Regions from separate parts of the Homo sapiens genome. Here region 2 is linked to region 1. A link is a loop called in an ENCODE intact Hi-C map of the cell type or tissue named here. Cell type or tissue: HepG2. All regions are shown on one strand. Links, peaks and the distances in the headings refer to the core of each region. The heading gives the core; the rest is flanking DNA. Region 1 overlaps ENOSF1 (enolase superfamily member 1). Region 2 overlaps CLUL1 (clusterin like 1).

Region 1 (2,805 bases), core at 58-2,557:
AAAAAAAAAAAAATTAGCTGGCGTGATAGTGGGCACCTGTAATCCCAGCTACTCGGGAGGCTGAGGCAGGAGAATTGCTTGAACCTAGGAGGCAGAGGTTGCAGTGAGCCGAGATCACACCACTGCACTCCAGCCTGGGCAACAGAGTGGGACTCTATCTCAAAAATAAATAAATACATAGATAAATAAATAAATAAATAAATAAAAACAGAAACAGGCCAGGCATGGTGGCTTATAGCTTATGCCTGCAATCCCGTCACTTTGGGAGGCTGAGGCAGGCGGATTGCTTGAGCTCAGGAGTTCAAGACCAGTCTGGGCAAAATGATGAAATCCTGTCTCTACAAAAAATACAAAAATCAGCCCAGCATGGTGGCAGGCACCTATAGTCCCAGCTACCTGGGAGGCTGAGGCAGGAGAATCGCTTGAACCTGGGAGGTTGTTGTTGCAGTGAGCAGAGATTGTGCTACTGCACTCCAGCCTGGGCAACAAGAGCGAAACTACATCTCAAAAAAAAAAAAAAAAAAAAAACCCAGGTCAGGTGTGGTGGCTTACATCTGCAATCCTACCACTTTGGGAGGCCAAAGTGGGTGGATCACCTGAGGTCAGGAGTTTGAGACCAGCCTGGCCAACATATAGTGAAACCCTGTCTCTCCTAAAAATACAAAAATTAGCTGGGCATGGTGGCACACATCTGTAGTCCCAGCTACTTGGGAAACTGAGGCAGGAGAATCGTTTGAACCTTGGAGGTGGAGGCTGCAGTGAGCCAAGAATGTGCCACTCCACTCCAGCCTGGGCAACAGAGCGAGACTCTGTCTCTCAAAAAAAAGAAACATTAGCTAGGCATGGTGGCTTGTGCCTGTGGGCCCAGCTACTCGGGAAGGTGAGGTGGGACAATCATTTGAGTCTGGAAGGTCAAGGCTGTATGAGCCGTGATTGCACCACTGCACTCCAGCCTGGGTGACAGAGCAAGACCTTATCTCAAATAAATTAATAAATAATAAAAACTTTAAAAACATAAAAAAAGGATAAAAATGAATATTAATTAAGTAAATTTAATAAAGTCATGATTTAAAAAAATACCCAACCAAAAACTACATTGGTATATTCTATACATTTGAAAAACAACCCTCCCTCTCTGTCTCACACACAAGCACTCTCTTCACAGTAACCCTATTTTTTTAAATCATAAACAGATGATTAGGTAAGTAAGCAGAAGAACCAGGATGAGCTAATGGAATTTTTCATCTTTAGTGTGAGTGCTGTGTAACACATTTAGTGAGACTGCAGTGAGTCACCTGAAATATGTAGCAAGGTTAAAGTTAAAATGGGTTCTGTCATGTTGTGGTCTGAAAAAGGAGGAAGCCAAAACCCTTAGCACAAAAGAGTCATTAATTAAAGTCATGGAGAGATGGAAGTTGATTTATCCGTGCCTGAGACATCCACCAAGACAGCGGTGTGGGGCTGGGAATGGAGGAGGAGAGGGGAAGTGAAGGCCCTAAACACTGAGCTCAGCACCCATCCCAGAAGGGCTTCTTATCTATCTTAGTGCCCAGGGCCCCTCCACGTGTGCCCAAGTCAGCAAAGTTTAAAGTCTGGGCTGTTAACAGAGAGTGGGTCCAATGGCCTAACATTATCTTGTAAGCTCGCTGAGTTTTATGCAACCTTTGGGGGCTGTGCTGTAGGGTTTGCAGTATGGAGAAAGGCAGCGGCTTCATAAAGTACTCAACTTACAAACAAGGGACAATTAGAGTTGCAGAAGAAGCAGAAACAGCTCACAGCTCTGTCTTAGTAAGTGGTTACTACTCTGGGGAAAACTTTAACAGTAAATTGTTTACTTAATGGAGAAAAGCGGGACTGACTCACAGCATGGTCTTTCTCTGCCTGGCAAATTCCTGTTTGCTCTTCGAGACTCACCTCAAAGCATTACTTCTGCTCTGAAGCCTTCCCTGAGCCTTTTGGACAGAGTGAAGTTACCCCCTGAGATGGTTTAGACATTCTGCACAAATTTCATGTTGAAGTGTAATCCGCAGTGTTGGAGGTGGGGCCTGGTGGGAGGTGATTATTAGATCTTGGAGGTGGATTTCTCCTGAATGGTTTAGCACTATCCCATTGGTACTGTCTTTGAGATAGTGAGTGAGTTCTCGTGAGATCTGGTGACTTAAAAGTGTGTAGCACCTCCCCATTCCCTTTCTCTTGATCCTTTCGACATAGGACGTGCCTGCTCCCCCTTCACCTTCTACCATGATTGTAAGTGTCCTGAAGCCTCCCTAGAAGCTGAGTAGCTGGCATCATGCTTTCTGTAAAACCTGCAGAACCATGAGGCAATTAAACCTCTTTTTCTTTATAAATTATCCAGTCTCTCGTACTCCTTTATAGCAATGCAAAAATAGCCTGGCTCAGAGTGGTGGTTCATGCCTATAATCTTAGCACTTTGAGAGGCCAAGGTGGGCAGATCATTTGAAGTCAGGAGACCGGCCTGACCAAACATGGTGAAACCTCATCTTTACTAAAAATATAAAAACTAGCCGGGCGTGGTGGTGTGTGCCTGTAATCCCAGCTACTCGGGAGGCTGAGGCATAAGAATTGCTTGAACCCGGGAGGTGGAGGTTGTAGTGAGCGAGATTGCGCCACTGCACTCCAGGCTGGGCAACAGAGCAAGACTCTTGTTTCCAAAAAGAAAAGAAAAAAAAAAAAAAAAAGAACAGCCTAATATATCCTCTCTCTGTAAAACTTGTACATAGTTTTAAAAAACAGTAATTCTCAGACTGCACTATGATCATTTCTTTTATGTCTACTTCCCCAATA
Region 2 (2,805 bases), core at 57-2,556, 79 kb before region 1:
TGAAGTGGCTGGGATTACAGGCACCCACCATCATGACCAGCTAATTTTTGTATTTCTAGCAGAGACAGGGTTTTACTATGTTGGCCAGGCTGTTCTCAAACTCCTGACATCAGGTGATCCACCCGCCTCAGCCTCCCAAAATGCTGGAATTACAGGTGTGAGCCACTGCACCCTGCCGAAAAACAACCACTTTAAGATGTAAGATTCAGCCAGGTGAGGTGGCTCATGCCTGCAATCCCAGCACTTTGGGAGGTCAACCTGGGCAGATCACTTGAGGCCAGGAGTTCGAGATCAGCCTGGGCAAAATGGTGAAACTCCGTCTCTACTAAACATACAAAAATTAGCCCGGCATGGTGGCACGCACCTGTACTCCCAGCTACTGGGGAGGCTGAGGCAGGAGAATCTCTTAAACCTGGGAGATGGAGGTTGCAGTGAGCTGAGATTGCACCACTGCACTCCAGCCTGGGCGACACAGCCAGACTCTGTCTCAAAAAAAAAAAAAAAAAAAAAAAAAGATGTAAGATTCCAAAATTGTTCTACAAAGTCCAAGGACACACACACACTCCTGTCTGGGTCAAAATGTATATTGGCAAGCTGGGGCCCTGGCAGTTTTCTTACGTGGATCATACCAAATGCTACGTGGCTTAGCAGCCAAACTTTACAATGAGGACAACTGACAAATCCTAGCCAGGCAGAGAAGATGTGGAAGATTGTCAGTGCCCAGGTGATTCTTTGGGCTTAATACTCCAGGAAAGGGTCATTTCCATTAGCTCTGAGGCTGTCTTCTTATGGCCAGATCCACTATACTCACTTCATTCCCCTGCACGATATCTCGGCATGGAGGGGGCTGGGGTTCAGAAGTCCACACTTGCAGGGAAGCCAGAGGTTTGGGCAGGGGCACAGGAAGAAAGGTCTGTTGCACCATGGTGCTGACCCGTGAGGCACTCCAGGGGCAGGGCTGAGGCTCGCAGGGACAGGTGCCACTGCTGCTGGGCTCCTCACCACCCAGAGCAGGACTTGGCCAAGTACAGCAAGCACCACAAGGGGGAGCACTGGGAATATAAACAAGAAGAACAAAGCTTGTTTATATTCCCATTTATATTTATTTAATATTACATTATATATAAATATATTTATTATATTACATTCTAATTGCAGAGATGCCATCCTGCGTCTCGGCAATTACAATGTAACTCAACGGGAACATTTAACTTGACATACAAGAATTGTACTTTCTTGCAATGTTTAAGGATATACAACAATTAAAGACAGCATAAATGAAAGAATTAAAATGTACCAGCTTTATAAACTGTAAAGCCCACTTTCCCCATGCACCAGTGGATGAGAATTGAAGACAGACTTACCGGTAAATAGGTAAATCACAGTTGTTCCCAGATCGGGATGGCATCTTCATTGTCAGGTCACCCACACCTAGAGTAATGTCTGTCACATAGCAAACACTCAGTAAATACTTATTGAACAAATGAATGAACAGATGAATAAGATTTACAGTCTTCAATAGGAATCAATCAGTGCTCTTTTCTTAAACTAAACAGAAAGCTTTGGGGGAGATCTGACAGCTGCGAGGCACCTGAAGGAGAAAGAATGAAAAAGCAGTTTAGAATGTATACATTTCAAAGGGTGAAATCAACTAAGGTGCACATAGATTATGAAATGGAAATTGGACTTTTGTTTCTACTTTTAACTAGGAGGCCCTGAAACTTCTGAATGAAGTTCAAGAACATCTGGAGGAAGAAGAAAGGCTATGCCGGGAGTCTTTGGCAGATTCCTGGGGTGAATGCAGGTCTTGCCTGGAAAATAACTGCATGAGAATTTATACAACCTGCCAACCTAGCTGGTCCTCTGTGAAAAATAAGGTAAGAGAAAAAGAGAGCTCAAGATTTCACAGTTCTTGAGGCACCTATTTCAGCTTACTTTTTTATTAATTTATGTTAATATTTAGAACGGAGATGCCTGATCTGATAGGGGCCTTTTGCTTTCTAGAATCTAATACTAATGTTTACATACCATCACCTGTGTATACGCAATTTATAAGGTAGAGCACCCATTCAGTGGTCACTGAATGCATCTCTTAAAATATCCTGGCTTTCTGCCTTGTATTTGTTATTTGTGAACATGTTCCCACTAGATAGTAAGCTCTTTGAGGGCAGGGATCATATCTTATTTGTCTTCACTTATGCATTGGTGGCATCCAGTAAATGTTTACCAAATTGCATTTGGAATCATAGCATTGCAGTCTCTGATTTCAATCCACATTAATTTTTCCTTCTGGAGGCCAAATATTTAAAGATACTCTCTGCCTCCCAAATCTTACCTTCAACATGCTTGCCTCCTTATGCATAACACACACACACACACACACACACACACACACACACACACACCCCTTCATGTCCCCTTTTGCCCTACCCATGTATGTAGGACTGGCATGTTTTCTTTTTTGTACCCTTTGGTTATCTTCTGAGCAGAGGGATCACAGAGGGTGGTGACCTGAATAGGATGAGCTCTGCCCCACTAACGGCTCCAATTAAGCTAGATTTTTCTCCCCCTTCAAGAAGTGAGCTGAATACAAAATTGAGTGGAATTTCACGCTCCATATTAGAGCACATACTAATTAGGGTATGCTCCTGGCTTGGCAATGCCGTACTCAATTACAAAGGGAGCAACTACTAAGATAATGAATGCGCCAAGTTAATTTGCCTCCACTATTAATTGCATCTGCTCTATTTTTAGAGCTACTGTCGCCTGCTAATACACCAGAATATGGTGTAATCAGCACCAGCA

The links. Hi-C counts contacts between places; a loop is a spot of excess contacts. Peaks named below come from ENCODE experiments on the same cell type or tissue, not always from the same donor. Only the 100,000 strongest peaks of a DNase experiment are listed, where the experiment ranks them.
Region 2: a loop joins it to region 1, with 2.6 times the contacts of the local background. A loop is called at or near these places in 23 of 110 quality-filtered maps.

The regions. Positions count from the first base shown.
Region 1 is chr18:701,759-704,563 of GRCh38, forward strand. All of the region lies in intron 2 of ENOSF1 (enolase superfamily member 1), which reads right to left. Among named protein-coding and RNA genes, the nearest start is that of ENOSF1, 9.5 kb to the right of the region's middle. In HepG2, for the core only: no CTCF peak of the experiment used is centred there; DNase peaks (open chromatin) are centred at 913, 1,273 and 1,773; H3K4me3 peaks cover 608 bases.
Region 2 is chr18:623,156-625,960 of GRCh38, forward strand. CLUL1 (clusterin like 1) reads left to right here. Exons shown (of 10, transcript NM_001393344.1): 5 at 1,710-1,877. LOC105371952 (a long non-coding RNA gene) reads right to left here. Exons shown (of 7, transcript XR_935082.4): 6 at 1,365-1,591; 7 at 1-1,052. Among named protein-coding and RNA genes, the nearest start is that of CLUL1, 28 kb to the left of the region's middle. In HepG2, for the core only: a CTCF peak has its summit at 1,035 (motif pointing right); a DNase peak (open chromatin) is centred at 1,026.